Linked DNA regions of Mus musculus: region 2 is linked to region 1. Evidence: chromatin loops called from intact Hi-C (ENCODE). Cell type or tissue: gastrocnemius. All regions are shown on one strand.

Evidence for each region. Peaks named below come from ENCODE experiments on the same cell type or tissue, not always from the same donor. Only the 100,000 strongest peaks of a DNase experiment are listed, where the experiment ranks them.
Region 2: a loop joins it to region 1, with 3 times the contacts of the local background. A loop is called at or near these places in 2 of 42 quality-filtered maps.

The regions. Positions count from the first base shown.
Region 1 is chr13:93,715,860-93,723,859 of GRCm38, forward strand. It overlaps Dmgdh (dimethylglycine dehydrogenase precursor), which reads left to right. Exons shown (of 16, transcript NM_028772.3): 13 at 1,696-1,853; 14 at 4,700-4,759. AW495222 (expressed sequence AW495222) reads right to left here and starts at 3,316. Exons shown (of 3, transcript NR_045086.2): 1 at 3,025-3,316. In gastrocnemius, a CTCF peak has its summit at 3,313 (motif pointing left); a DNase peak (open chromatin) is centred at 3,301.
Region 2 is chr13:93,084,732-93,092,731 of GRCm38, forward strand. Cmya5 (cardiomyopathy associated 5) reads right to left here. Exons shown (of 13, transcript NM_023821.3): 2 at 4,389-8,000. Among named protein-coding and RNA genes, the nearest start is that of A630019I02Rik, 6.1 kb to the right of the region's middle. In gastrocnemius, a CTCF peak has its summit at 54 (motif pointing right); DNase peaks (open chromatin) are centred at 4,962, 6,603 and 7,270; H3K27ac peaks cover 989 bases.

The DNA.
Region 1 (8,000 bases):
CACACACACACACTCACATATAACCACACATACACACTCACACATAACCACACACACACACTCACACACACTATAGACTATCACACACTGTCACAACCTCACAGTGCACACACACACACACTCATACATTGTCACACCCACAGTGTGTCTCATACACACTCATACATATACACTCACACATACACACAGTGTCACACATACCAGATACACTGTCACACCCTCACAGTATATCTCACACACAATCACACACATATACATACACACACATTTACACATACTGCATACTGTCATACACTGTCACACCCTCACAGTGCATTTTATACACATTCGTACATAACCACACTCACACACACGCACAACTACACAGTCACACCCTCACTGTACATGCTCACACATACTCACACACACACACATACACATACACACACACACACACACTCACACATAACCCCACATAGTCATACCCTCATAGTGCATCCTCTCTCTCTCTCTTTCACACACACACACACACACACACACACATACACCCTCACAGTCACAATACATTCTTACACATACTCACACTCATATGCTCACTCACACACACTCATGCACACTCAGTCTCCCTCCACCCCTCTGTCTAACTTTCTCTGATTCTGAAGAAAGATTTCTTCTGCCCAACTCTAAGACAAGAAGTCTGTTGGCCATGCCTACTCTTTATGGAGCTTCCACTGGTTTCTAGTCGCTTCTCTTTGGAAGTGTAGATGAGAAAGGAACAAAAGATGGTCATTAGAATAAATGGAAGGCCACAGTGGCGTGATATATGGGAACACTCACAGATAGTGTGACTTCCAGCCCATCGTGACTACACCAAGCTTTCCACTAGAACTCTCACTCTTCCTGATGCTGCAACCCTTTAGTACAGCTCCTCAGTTGTGGTGGCCCCCAACCATAAAATTATTTCATAAAATCATTGCATATTGCTATGTCATAGCTCTAATTTTGCCAGTGTTATGGAGTGTAAATATCTGTGTTTTCTAGTAACCCCATGATAGGATTTGTTAGACACCCCCCCCCCCCCAAGGGGACGTAACCCACAGGTTGAGAACTGCTGCACGGATGAGGGCCCCTGGCTTTACCCATTGAGCCATTGTGGGCACCCTACCCGGCCCCAGACCTCCAGCGTGTGCTTTTTAAAAATGTGAATTCCGGGCAAACTTGGATCTTCGTGCTTACCCACATGATAAGTACTGTCTGAACTTGCTCCTCACCCTCTTTAAAGTTGTTATTTTGTTGTGTTTTATTTTTAAACAGTGTCTCAGTAGCCAAGGCTGGCCCTGGGCTCACAAACCTCTCTCAGCTTTCTGAGTGTCGGGATCACAGATGCCCTCCCATACCCAGACGAACCCTGTGAAAACATGTGTTAGTTGTTTACTACCGTTGCCCTGGAAACTTTGGAGGCTCGTATGGGGCCAGGGTCCGGGCTAAAAAGTGAATCTGACTGCTCTCTGTGCAGGAGTCTCTCTGTGCAGGAGTCAGGCTTACACACAAATGGTCACTGAACTGACTGCTCCTTGTGAGCTGTTCTTTTAAAGACCACCAAAGGTTGCTTTGTGCTGGTGGGGTTTTCTCCTACACGTGTTAGTTAATGGATGTGAGCGCAGGCCCTGCCAGCACCACTCTCATGCCTGTGTGGGCCCTGCCTGTGCATTTCAGGTGAGCTGGGCTGGGAGCTGTACCACAGACGAGAAGATTCTGCGACGCTTTATGAGCGCATCATGAGTGCCGGCCAGGAGGAGGGCATCGGCGACTTTGGAACTTACGCCCTGAACGCTTTGAGACTGGAGAAGGCTTTCCGAGCCTGGGGCTCCGAGGTTTGCATGCTAGCATCCTCACTAACGGATGCTTACCTTACTGTATCTAATGTTGGGAGACTAGTTTTCATAGCATTACTACTATCAGTTCCAGCTAGAAGAGAAATCAAATGCCATTAAATGACTTTGAGTAGGGAAAGAACTCCCCTGCCTCTCTGCTTTCCAGATGAGCACTGACTGGGTTTGGGGGTAACGTTTATTCTGCCTTAATTCCCCCTGCTTAGTGGTGAACCCCAGACATTTTCTGGCAGGCACACGCCAGAGGATCTGAGTATCACCTCTCACATCCTTGCTTTCCCTCTGTTACGTTTCATTTCCCTCTCACAATCATCCTTAGGCGAACTAATGTCCTTTTCTTTTGAGGGACAGGGACAGTGGTCCCGTGTGTGTGGGTCTAGTCTTCCCCACCAGTGGGAATCAAGAGCTTCTCTGTGTACAATTGTTAACCACTTACACAACATTTTTATATGCATTGATTCTGCTTTGCTTCTGTCTTAGTTTCCTTCCTGTTTCTGTGGGGGAAAAAAATACCCTGACAGAAGCGAATTCAGGGAGAAAGGGTTTCTTTCAGTTCACAGGTCCAGGTTACAGTCCTTCAGAGTGGGGAAGTCACAGTGACAGTGGCTTGAGAGAACTGGTCATGTCACATCCATAGTCTAAAATGATTGCAAGCCCCTGGACAGCTGCTAACTGGCTTCCTGCACTTTACCCAGGATCCCCTGCCCAGGGAATGTGGTGTCCACAATTATGAAGGGTCTTCCCACATTGACTGTTGTCATCAAGATAAAGCCCCTATGCGCGTTCCCAGAAGCCCTTGTTCTATGACTTAGCTTTACCACGACTCTTATTTTGCATACATTCACTGGGTTCATTGAGCCCCCAACATCCAGATTCCTGTGACCAGGGTCCTATTTACCTTGTGGGAGAAACAAAACCCTAACTTTTACAGAGAACTGACGTTTTAGGGGCCATTGTAAACATGAGCTTCCGAGTGGGGACTCTGGGGTTTAAATCTATCCTTTACTTAACTCTTGGCTGGCTGGCCTGCTCTCTTATAAAATGGAGTATTTATCCTAAAGAATCAGCGCAGACGTAGAGATGGTTAGTAATGAGCCGAACAAACACACTATACAGTTAATTTCTAGGTTAACCTGAGAGCTCAGGTACTTACCCTTGGGCCTTCTCATTGATGCAAGCTTGCAGGAAGCCGGTCCTGCCTGCTGCAGCGAACTCAAGTTTACAGCCAGGACTCAGGCAAGGCCAGCTGCCCTCAGAAAACAAAACAAATTTGTCCCCATGCTCAGGAAAAAGGACAGAGAAGCCACCCCTTGAGAGTTAAACATCGCTGTATTCTAGCCTCAATTTTTCTGATGTTTTTGGTTTTTTTGTTTTTCCTTCTGCTTCCTCTCCCTGGGCTCCATTTTAGGGTCCTCTTTCCCAACAGTGCCAGAGCGCCCTCTAGTGCAGAAACATCGGCGAAGTCGCTCTGTTTCCCTGAAAAAAAAAATCTCTAATTTTGGCAGACTGAAAAATAATTTCAGAGTAACTCAAACTAATTTAGGAAATATGAGAACACTTTTATGTGGTGTAAAGTAGTCTTACGTTTATCTAGTTTATGTCGACTCTTTGGGAGGTTAGAGCAGGCAGTTCTCATTCCCATAAAGAAATGAACAACAAAAAACCCGACTTCCAGAAAGGTCCTCTGCTCATTAACACTTAACTGAGTACATCGAGGTATTCTGTTCCCATTTCTATACATTTAGCAGTTCCTCCTGAGTTCATCTCTTTCATTTCCCCTCAGTTCTCATCGTATAAATTAGAATCTTCAAAAACCCCTTAAAAACAAAACAGTGATAAAAACCCCCTAACTTCATTCAGGTTTAGAACTAAATATTGGATTTCCCCTGAATTGATGCATCCTATCTCGAGTCAGCTAGTTCTGAGCTTTAATCCTCCCTTCCCGTTTTCTTTCTAGAACTCTGCAAAAGCCAGTGTTCTGTCACCTGCTTTCCCCTCTTTACCCCCATTCATGGCTAAATGCAAGCTAAGCAAAGTTACTTGTTACTTTTTTAAAAACACAATTATGTAATTAAAATTATTACATAACATACATGAGATTCTTGTTTGTGAAACACCATGTACTAGCCTTCAAATATTTATTAAGGTAAAAGATCGGAGGCCAGAGAGATGGCTCAGTGGTTAAGAGCACTGTGTGTGCTTCTCCTGCAGAGAAGCAGAGGTCAGTTCCCAGCATCCTCGATGGGCAGCCCCGTTACTTCAGTTCTGGGAGAGCACACCTGCACACACCCACACGCAGACATGAACACATACATGTACACGCAATGAAAACAGATAAATTCATTAACACCTTTAAAATAAAAGAGCAGTGGAAACCAACCCAATGTTCAGTCTCTGTGTTTGCCATATTTAAAAATAACAGCATTTGCCAAAGGCTTCATTTGAATGGAAAATACTGCTTCAGAGACTAGTCCATAATTGGTCTTTTAAAGAATCTTTACTCAAAAACCATCCAGTGTCCTTAATTCTGGGGAGACTAATATAAGAAAGTGATGTCTCTGTTTCTATCATTGTTATGCATCAGCTCAAGGTGGGAGCCAGTGTTTGCCAGTATTTGCTGAGTGAAGGTAATGGGTTTGTTTCTGTTTTAGTAATCTCTTCATCTCCCCTCGCCCTGTACTTGCTGGGAGTGGTGGTGAACTCCTTTAATCCCCTACCTGGAGGAAGAGGCAGGCAGATCTCTCTGAAGTCCTTTTAAGGACAGCGCAGTTCTTCAGTGAACCAAATTAGCAGGCTCACCTGGGATTCAAAACCTGTTTCCCTTCCAGATGAACTGTGACACAAACCCCTTGGAAGCTGGGCTGGAATATTTCGTGAAGCTGAATAAGGTATGTTTACGTTCCCCAGGGTGTATGAAATGAATGTGAAGGTGATGGCAGTGTTTTACGACAGAGCCACGCTTTCTTTAAAACTTAGCCAAGTGTGACTACAGAAGAAACGAGTTGAATATAAATACTAAACATGGCTTGATGCTCCGTGTGAATTATCCGCCGTAATTTGATCAGCTTCACTGTGGAAGAGCCTGGAGACGTAAGGCAGCAGAACTCAACTTCTTTAAGGGTTAAGACTTAAAACCCAAGGCGCTGGAGAGATGGCTCAGTGGTTAAAAGCACTGACTGCATTTTTCAGAGAACCTGGGTTCAAGTCCCAGCACCCACGTGGCACCTCACAATTATCTGTAATCCCAGTTCCAGGGCATCCCACACCCTCACACAGACATGCATGCAGGCAAAGCACCGATGCACATAAAATTTTTTAAAAATAGTTAAAAGAAGACTAAAACCCAAGGTGAAAGTTAGTAAAAATCACAAGATGATTAACAGATTTCAACAGGCATCTTTATAGAAATTGTGCTGCATGTATGTTGTGTGTGTATCAGCCACCCCTGGTGGCTGGTGAGGTTGCGCGTCAGCTAAGCAAGCAGTAAGGACATTGACTTTCCCTGGATGCTTAAAGGATAGAAGAGCCTCGCCACATTGGGTTAAGCAGGGGTTTATGATTCAGTTTTGCGTCTAATGATAACATCTAAATGTAAACACAAGATGTGTTTCCAACGTGCCCAGTACCAAGTGTGTATTTACTGAGGAGGCCAACACAGGTCCAGAGAACTATTATTCACATCGATATGCCAAAGGGACACTCTACATCAGTGGTCCTCAGCCCACCAGGCTCAGTCTCATCTGTAAACTTGTTAGAAATGTCAATTCTCAGGTCCAACCCTAGACTCACTAAAAGCAGAATTTCGGGGAGCCTGGACAACAAAGCTGTGTTTTAATAAACCCTACGGGGGTTCCTAAGAGTCGAGAAACCCCACCGGTGCTGCATAACTACTGTGGAAACTTATATCATTGGAGGCCATTTCTTTGTGGCCCTGCCCGTTGGAGCCAGCCCTACACATGGAAATAAGGTCATGCCACTGAGCAGTGCTTCAGAGCTTCAGAGTCACATGAAAGAATGTAAAAGGACTTGCCTAAGTAGGTGATGGTGGCAAGGTTAGGAGGAACAGCTGCTGTCAGGCTACTGGTTAGGATTCTCCAAATACACCGCCATGTTTCTGAGCTCTAGGCTGGTTTCCTCTCCCGTGGGAATATGTGAGCTTGTGTCTATAAATCGGGCTATGGGAACTTTTTTAATGCTTGGCATCAGCTCCCAAATTCCCAGCTGAAGTATTAACAGGAAATGTGTGTACTTGTTGTGCTTGACTTCGGGGGGCAAGGACCCCATTTAAAGAATTCTTAAAGGAATCCATCTTTCCTGTGCATTTTCCCTGGCTTTTATTTTTATGATGTGCCATCTGTCTCTAGATGAGGGAAAGCAGGTGCTTGGAATTTGAGCAGCTCCTAGCAGCAGATTGCTCCTTGTGGTGACAGAAGTCTGAATTTGACTGTTTAAAATAAAGATAAAAATGTCTGACTCCTCCAAGCACCTAGCTCTCTGCTGCCGGCCCCAGGAGGGATCGGTTCTTCGGCTTCTGTGTTCTGGATATTACTGTGGGAAGGAGGTCTCAGTGAGTGATGTCTTCATACGGAAATGGATGCTTTAAGATGTTCTTTATGACGATCAGCAGGTGCACATGTGAATTTATTAGATCTTTTAAATGATATAATCAAATAACCGAAACTGAGCTCCAAAGCAAATTGTTTAAAAGATGCTAATTTTGACTGAGGACATGTTTTTGGATGCTGAATTGTTGGTTCTTATTCAGGTGTCAAAGAGTTAGTTCTTGATGACTGTGTTGGATAAATAGAGAGCCCAAGGACTTGGCCCTACCTACCTACCTAGGCTGGGTCTTTTCCACCATGGGATGAAGTCAGATGGTTGCTATCAACCTCACAGGAGAGAAGATACTGCTAATTTCTCAGACAAGAGACTAGATTCGATTGACAGTTGTGACACCCTGCTGGTGGTGTCACAACTTTGTCATAGCTTTGCAATCTATGATGAGAGACAGCTTCCTGGAAATAAATACTGTAACCTAAGCTATATAACTTGAGAAGTCAAGTCCTGTGCCTATGAGCCAAAACTGTTACTCAGACATTTAACGTACAGAAAGATGTCCCTTTCAAAGCCTGTTGGACGGTGTTCTATAAGATTTAAAAGGACAGTAATTACCAAAACCCACGTTGCTTTGGAAAATAGATGCCAGGCAGAAGCAGAGGAGAATACAGGGTAATATTTGGTTTTGATAGTGAAAAAAAAATGATAACAACTTTAGAATTTTATTGAAACCATTTCTTCCCTTTCTTTATCCCCAAAGTTAATAATTAGAATCTTTCCCTAAATCCTTAAATGCTCAACACGTGACAGCAGCCATAGTGAGAAGATATGGAGAGGTAGCTGTCAGAGTGGGGAGGGGTTAGGTGGGATGGGACTTGGCATTCCCTCTGCCTTTGAGGGTGGGAGCAAGTCACAGGGAGGTGACACCACCTGAGGAAGAGCATCCCTTTAGGCCAAGTCTGAAGTTGAGTGTGACACCTCGTCACCTGTCACTTTCGACCACAGTCCTCTTTCCTATGGGCTTAGTGGTCCTGACACTCTACCCTGGAACTCCATAGACTGTCTTATAAATCGAGACACACACACACACACACACACACACACACACACACACACACACACACATGCACAGCATGGTTGTATGCCCATTTTCAGGAGGAGCATGAGGGAGAAGAGCAGTCACCAGCATTGTTAAAGTGAACCATGTTCTTGTCAAAACTGCTGAGGAGGTAGAAAGGAAGAAATGAAAAACAAGAATCTTCCATTACCAGCTCAGCTCCTTCTCGGGCACTGGCGATTGTGAAAGACACAACACATGCACTCACACACATATACACACCACTCAGGATACACTTTTACACTCATAGACAAACACACAGAGACACACAGTCATAGAGGTCACTGTGATCATCAATCAGTGTTCAGTGTGTGTGGGTCATTGATGTGGTCAGCTGTTGCAGTCACTACTTTTGTGGTCACTGTGGTGATCAATCATAGCAGTCACTGTCATGTCCACAGGCACACTTATACATATGTACATACACAGGCACTCACGCACACACATGCATACAC
Region 2 (8,000 bases), 630 kb before region 1:
AAGATTTATTTATTATTATATATAAGTACACTGTAGCTGTCACCAGAAGAGGGCATCAGATCTTATTATGGATGGTTGTGAGCCATCATGTGGTTGCTGCGATTTGAACTCAGGACCTTTGGAAGAGCCGTCAGTGCTCTTAACCGCTGAGCCATCTCTCCAACCCGAGTTCCAGCTTCTTTAATATAATTTTTAGAGATTCACTGTTCTATTTTTCACTAACAAATCAAATTTTGAATAATTTTTTTTGCTGCTTCACCTAAATGGATTTGAAAGATTATGTATGATAAACAGTCGAGTTTTATGGGGCTGGAGAAGTAGCTCGGTTGGTTAATCGCCTTCTTTGCAAGCATAAGGGCAGGAGTTTGGTTCCCAGACCAGTGTAAAGCCAAGTGAATGGATGTGCAAGCTTGTAATCCCAGAAACGGGGTAGTAGAGACATGTGTGTAGTCTACCATGAAGTCATGGTGGTAGGAGGCAGTAGGTCCCTTTGTATTTACAGGTGATTCTAAAATTCCTCAAACTGATAAGCAATGCTCTAGGGTTCAACTGCAGAGTCTATAACACTCATGTCCTTATGAACAGTAATAATTCAAATCCAGAGCTTATTAAACACAAATGCCCATGCATAGGTATGCCTACAGTCACGGGAAGACCAGAGGAAGACCTCTAGTATTATCTTCAGGCACTATCCACCTGTTTTGCTTTTGACAGGGTCTCTCACTTTCCTGGAACTCATCAAGTAGGTTAGGCTGGGTGGCTACTGAGAACAGGGATCTGCCTCCTTCAGGGTATCCAGACACCACTGCATACCAGACTGGAAGGATGAATCGGAGTCTAGAACGAGTACTGTGGAGGGGAGTGGGGGCCTTCTCTGGGAATATTAGCGTTATAGCTCTTTTAGACAATACTCAGTGAAACAGCCCTCTTAGATCATCTTCAATGAAACAGCTTTTGCACATACTTTATTTGGGGTCAACAAGGGTAATGTAAAATCACTGGCTGGAATTTAATGTACTGTGAATGCCTCATTTGTATTAAAGGACATTCCAGGAATCCCAGATGCTTTCTGGGTGGGTTCTTATTGGGTCAGAGGAAGTTGAACTTGTAGGTTTTCCAAGAGCTATGTGACCTTCCTCAGGTCGAGGGCATGGAGGGCAGGTCCCCGTACAAGGTAAGGGAAAGGGAAGCCCTACTGGTAAAAGGGAGTCCTCCACTTTGCACCAAGCTCAGCTATCCGGACATGGTAGGCCTTAAGTAGTAGGATTTCCCAACAACAATCTAGAAAAGTTGGAGGGTGGATGAGGATAGTCCTCAATTCATCCATAGTTCTAAGCGTACAGGTATTCTGGCCTGATGGGTTTCTCCTAATGCTACTTGTATTCTTATGTTAATTTGGGTCCCCCAAATTGTTTGCACAAGAGTCTGTGTCCCCCCACAAGTGTAAGGCACTAAGGGATCCTATCCCCAGTTGATTCTGATTGGAAAATAACGTTGCTGGCAGTCAATGGCCAGGCAGGGCAGACAGAGGCTAGGGACCCAGGGAGGGAGGGAGGGAGAGACGGAGGGAGGGAGGGAGGGAGGGAGGGAGGGAGGGGGGAGGGAGGGAGGGAGGGAGGAGGAGGAGGAGGAGGAAAAGGAGGAGGAGGAGGAAGAGGAGGAGGAGGAGATCCACCATGCAAGGAAAAGGAGATGAGAGATGCCACATGTGAGAAGATGTAGGAGCCAGGAAGAGTGCATCCTAACAGGCCTGAACTGGGTCCAGGGCAGCCAAGGAAGGATACAAAACATAGGAAGTGATAACTCGGGATTATCAGAGGAAGGTGGATTAGCCACATGGAGGTTAGAAAGTGGCTCAGCCACTGAGCTGTTTTAGGTATATCAAAACGTAAAGGCTATGTGTGTGTCTTTCATTAGGGAATGGAAACATTGGGGCGGTAGCAGGAACCCATTACCGGGATTTATTTGATTATTTTATTACTACAAAACAAAAACAAAGCTGAACAACAGAGCTGCAACTGTCCACAGAATGGTGATGACATTACGACATGAAGTCTCATCAAGAAGCTTCTAGTTTCCTGCAGGTCTCAGTCCCCAGCCCCGCCCCCAGCCCTTAGGCTTCTGTGACACAGCTGCATCTTTCTGTAGTTTCTTCTCATACATGTGTTTTTTCCTATATCTTCCACTTCTAGAATGTCCTCATTGCCGTTGGCTATTACAAGATCTCTACCTCATTAAGGCTCAGCCACACCTCAGCTTGTAGAGACATCTTTCCTGTCCCGCCCACTTCTACCCAACCATTAACCCCCAAAGGCTTAGTCTCTCAGCTCCCGAAAGCCAATACCGATCTGAGGAACCTCTAAGTTCACATTCTCATTCTCATTTTCTTCCCCTCTCACCCCCAAGGACTGGCATCCGTCCTGACCTAGAGCAGGAGGTTGACAAACACTGCAAAAGCAGGCAAGTAGAGAGTCAAGGATGAAATTAAATGAATAAGGGGCAGTCGTCACCATGTTGGGGATGGCGGCCGACAGTCCGGGAAGAAGCACAAAAGTCCACCCGGAAGGTGCTATCGATTTCTCTAGTTACAGCTGTTTGTGATATAATTTTACTTTCTTAATTTTTTAAGATTTACTTATTTATGTATATGAGTGTTTTGCCTACATGTACACATGTGCACCACAGGTCTTAGAAGAGGGCATTATTTTCTTGGAATCAGAGTTATGGATGCCTGTATGCTGCCATGTGGGCACTAGAAACTGAACCTAGTTTCTCTGCAAGAGCAGCCAGTGCTCATAACTGCTGAGCCATCTCTCCAGCCCCCAGTTTTTCTTTTTTTGAAAGTTGCCTCCAACTCTTAATCTTGGATAACTCAGTGAAAAAAGAAAATCAAGCCTTCCTGGCTTTAGTCAACTGGTTTTCACTTTTCTCCTTCCCACTATCTTTAGAGAATATCAAACAAACAACAAACAAAACCTTTACAGTGTTTTTTTTTAAGATGACATCATCTTACTTTTGATCTGTTTTTAAAAGTTTGAAAAAATTATATGATCTGAAGAGATCAGAGTATGACTTTTGGACTCTTTAAATTGTCAACATCTAGAAAAAACTTAGCTATCATCATCATCATCATCATGGTGTATGGAAAACTGAGGCTTGTTTCTGCAGACAGTGACCAGTAGCTGTCAGTCTTCAAAGCAAATGTAATTATAGCATAGGGCTCATTTCAGTGGAGTTAACACATCCATGGCTTTTAGAAACACATTTGTGTGGAATCTGTTGAGATTCCCCTTCCTCCAAACTTTAACAGGATAAACGTAAATAAAATTTCACCCTAGAGGAATAAGAGAGAATTAATTTGATAGGAAAAATACCCAGATTCTAAAGTGCAATTCTATTTAATCAGAATCAGTGACAATTATTTAACAGCAACATCACTGAAGGGTAGTTTGAGAATCAGTGATGGCACATCACTGAGTCAAACATACAGACATACAGCCAAGAGCATAAACTACAATATCAGACCAAATCACTTAAACTCCCTGAGCCCATTCCATTACTGTTGAGGAACTAAGAGAATTAAAATGTACTTTATACACGAAGAACTCAATGCATGCTGGCACAGAGAAAGTCCTTGAGTTTTGTTATTATTTACTAATTTTAAGATCCTGACTGCTCTATGTTGAAGAGTGTGTGAAAATAGAAGATGATTGGGGGGTGGATGGGTGCTCAGTGAATGGGTGCTCAGTAGATGGGTGCTCAGTGGATGGATGCTCAGTGGATGAGTGGATGGGTGCTCAGTGGATGAGTGCTCAGTGGATGGGTGCTCAGTGGATGAGTGTTCAGTGGATGGGTTCTCAGTGGTTGGGTACTCAGTGGATGGATGCTCAGTGAATGGGTGTTCAGTGGATGGTTGCTTAGCAGATGGGTGCTCAGTGGATGGTTGCTTAGTGGTTCCATGTTTCTCAACAGCATCTCTGGCGAAATGTGATATAATGAGACTCAAAATTAAAATCTTACTGTTTCAAGCATTTTTTAGCATTTAGAATAGAATTGGCTAGGGTAGTAGATTCAAATTTTAAAGGACAAAATTATTGATCACAGAAAGTAATTGCTTTGTGTGCTAATGTGTAGCATTTTACTTTTTTATAACATTAAGGGTCTTTGTTATGAGATAGCAATTTCCTTAGAACCTAGAAAAGTGCTCTGACACATATTCTACCCATAAAAATAACAGATAAGCTAGTCGTAACTAAGTTCTTAGAGAAATATCCATATGTTTTCAGACCATTTTGCTTAAAATAAATATTAAATAGCGGTCATTTTTAAGAAAATGTGAAAGCAAACCCAATATCTATGTACGATTTGTGTGTGTTAAGTTGGTTTACCTTAACAGCACTTATAGCCGTGTCGAGTGCTGAAACCTCGTGGTCTTTGTGAATGTCCAGTGCCTTGTCCATTTCAGAGACCAGGCTTTTGCAGGTGTAGCAGTAAGATTCAGCCTGAGTCTTTTTCGGTTCCTTTTGTGTCTTAGCGGTCACTGATTCTCTTGCTGATTGGTCTTCTGTCCTGTCCCACACTTCCTGTGAAGCAGACATTCTTGGTTCCCCCTCACTCGTGAGCTCCTGTTCCCTGATGTGCTCAAAGGATTCTGATCCTTGAGATAACACTTCTTTGGGTGAGGATTCTGAACCTGGCTCTTCTGGTAAGATGGCTTGACTGGCTGCTTCCTGATTCAGAGAGCCAACAAAGTCATACTCATCCTGCACAGGGGTATTGTGGAGCCTCTCTTCCCGGGACACAGATGGGACCAGCCTCTCTTGCAATACTTCAGGAGCATAGGTGGCACCTGCTGCAGATTCTTCTTCTGGGAAAGACTCTTGTACGGGGACATTCAGATTGACATCTGGACTTGCATTTCCTGCCTCATTACCCTGGCTGCTTGGCTCACTCTCCAGAACACAGCGGGTGTCCTGGAATGGAACTGCATAGCTCATCTTCTGGGTGACTGCTCTGACTTGCTCTGTAATGGGAGCTTTCTGCTGCATTGCCGCCTCATCAAGGGTCTCCATGTGGCCTGTGGGTTCTCCTTCCCGGCCAACAACTTTGTGCTGTTCTTCCAGATTTTTCTCCCAAAAACTAGTTTCAGGCTTTCTCCTGATCTCTCTTTCTGCAACTCTCAGTTGCTGTGAATCCTCTTCACCAACTGGCTTTTCTTCCAGGCCTTGGCCTTGATCTTCTTGAGTTACAGTTTCGTCATGAAGAATGTCGTCTTTGAGTATGTACTTCTCAAAATACATACCTGGTCCATCATCAGTGTCAGAATGTCGCCTTGGGAATGATGTCTCAGAGTCCACACTGTCACCTTCTGAAGCTGTTTCGCCTTCATTTTTCTCCCCACCCGCCCCTTCATACAGATCCTTATAGAAGAAGGAAAGTGCTGGGGGCTCCTCTAGCAGCTCAGGGTTGACAGCCTTGGGGGTGGTGGGAAATATTTGTCTTTTTGATAGAACTCCTTCCTCCACATCAAATAAAGGCATCCCAGGAGACCTGGAGTCCACATCTCTACTGATACCCTTTGGAGCATTTCTGTCATCTGGTTTTTGGATAGCCAAAGACTTTTGCATCTCTGCATGAGATAATTTGCTATCATCCTTTTCTGGCCCATAAAAGCTCTCGTCTAACTTTACTAAGTTATATTCATGGTCTAGGGCCTGTTCAGCTGAACTTTCTGGGAAAGAAGTCAGTGTTTTGGTGGCTTCCTCTGAAGATTCCTCAACAGTTGATTTCTGTTTTCCTGAGCCTGGGGAGAGGTTATAATCAATCAAAGTATATTTTTCAAAATAATCCTCTTCACCAGAAACTGTGGGTTGGATAGGTGTGAAATCACCCATTCCTGAGTCTGTGGCTATCTCCTCCTTTGTCTTATGAGTTTCCTTTGTCTCATTTTCCTTCAGTGATGTAATTTTCCTATCAGGAACTTCTAACTTGCTCTTCTGCGTTTTATGGGAAGCAGCTGCCTTCTTCTCATCATGAACAGATATGCTTTTAAATGAAGCTTTCTCTTCCAAATACTGTAACTTATCTTGCATTTGTTCACTTTCTTCCTGATCCACTGAAGGGATGAAGGCAGGGGCATGGATATTCAATATCTCGCAGCCTTCAGAAATGATGCTAAAGGCACTCTTCTGATCTTCTGAAAGGCCAGCTGGCTTGCTGGTTACTGAAAATTCTTCATCTTTCACAGAGGTGCCTTCAGGCTCCTGGGCTGTGCCTCCCATAGGAGGAACTCCATCAGCACTGATCTCTGATGCACTAAGCATAAACTGAGTATAGTTACTTGCTGCTGAAGAGGGCGGTTCGTTTCTGTGCACATCTTCCACAGCTTCCAAGTGATGCTTTGAAATAAGAACAGACTGTTTCAGCATCTCTTCCGTGTAGTCTTTAGATGTCTGGAAAGTGTGGACTGTGGGCCTGTCTGACCATGTTTCTTGTTTCTTCACTGTATGTTCTACAGAAGTTCCTAAAACAAGAGTTTGTGGTTCTACAGCTGACGGCTGAGTTGGCGGCGTTCCTAAATGCTTTGTTTCATCAGTCATGTCTGATACCCTAGCAGCATCCTTAGATAGGGGTCTTGGCTGCACACTTCCATCTTCCGCAGCCACTGAAGCACCAAGGGACAACTCGGGCATCACGAACCGCCTCCTTTCCTCTTTGAGATCCACTCTACTCTCACCTGACTTTTCCAACTCCAGATTTCCTTCCTGAGTAAGAGAATGGCCATCCGTTTCCTCTCCATGGGGAGACTCCACACGGGAAACCTTGGTTTTCTCTACTAAAGTTTTACCTTCTTCCTGGGGATGTGGTTGGGTTTCTGCTGCCTTTCTCTCCCTAATTTCTGGGTATACCTCTGTGACTATATGTTCTGGTTTTTCAACAACTGGTGTTGGTTTAGCCAGCAAATGTGGTTGAGCCTTATCCAAAGAAACAGCTGATGCTCCAGGCACAGGCATGGCTGCAGGGGGGTATTCTTGCTTCTCTCCTTCTGAAAATACCCATTCCTGCACTTCCTTTTCTCTCCTATCCAAAGCAAGAGTCTTGCTGGGTTTTTCCATGAGCTTTTCAGTTGGAGAGATGCGCTGTTCAAGCCTCTCAGCAGCTTTTGATTCTTCCAATTTGAAAGGTCGAGATTCCGGCATCCTTTGCAACTCTCCTACTGCTTCATTTTCCCTGAGTTCCAAGGGAGCCATGATTTCTTGCTTCTCTGCCAGGCCCCTCTTCCCTGCCAAGGAAAATGATCTAGTTTCCCAGCCATCCTTCTCCTCTGTTGGACGTTCCACTTCCTCTTCACAATGTTCCAAAGAAGTGGGTTTTGGCATTTCTTGTCTAAGTCTGTCTTCACCAAGATCACTTAAACTGCCTTTTGATTCCACTGGCAGAATCATTGATGCTGGTTCCTCTGAGTTCATCCTTGTGAAGGCGGACTGGGCTGATTTGGGCTTCTGTGGCATTCTATCTACTACGTCAGATGACGAGAGCCATGTTTCCTTGTGATCACTGCTTGGCTCTTCCTTACGTGCAGAAATATTCCACATAGACGGAGAAGAGACCTCTGGCTTCTGGCGTCTTTGGCTCTCAGTAATATGAAGAGGAGCCATGTTTTGGGCTTCTTCCATACCCACTTTCTCACCCATAGGGGAACAAGGATGAATTCCAGGATGTTTGTCACCAACTGAAGTAGCTAAGCTTTCGCCCATTCCTTCTGAGAAGCCTGGCAGTTCCTTCTGCCCATAGTTTTCAGAGTTAGACTTAGGTTGCTTTAAAACGTCTTCGTTTGATAAAAATGTGAGTTTTTCTTTAAGGTCTTGACTTATGCTGGATTTAACTGAAACGCCTTTGGGCTCCTCGGCCAGTTTAACTGTGACCTCAGGTAATGAATGAACCGCTGGCTTCTCGGCTATATTAACCTCAGCAGGAACTGTACCTTTAGGCTCTATGGC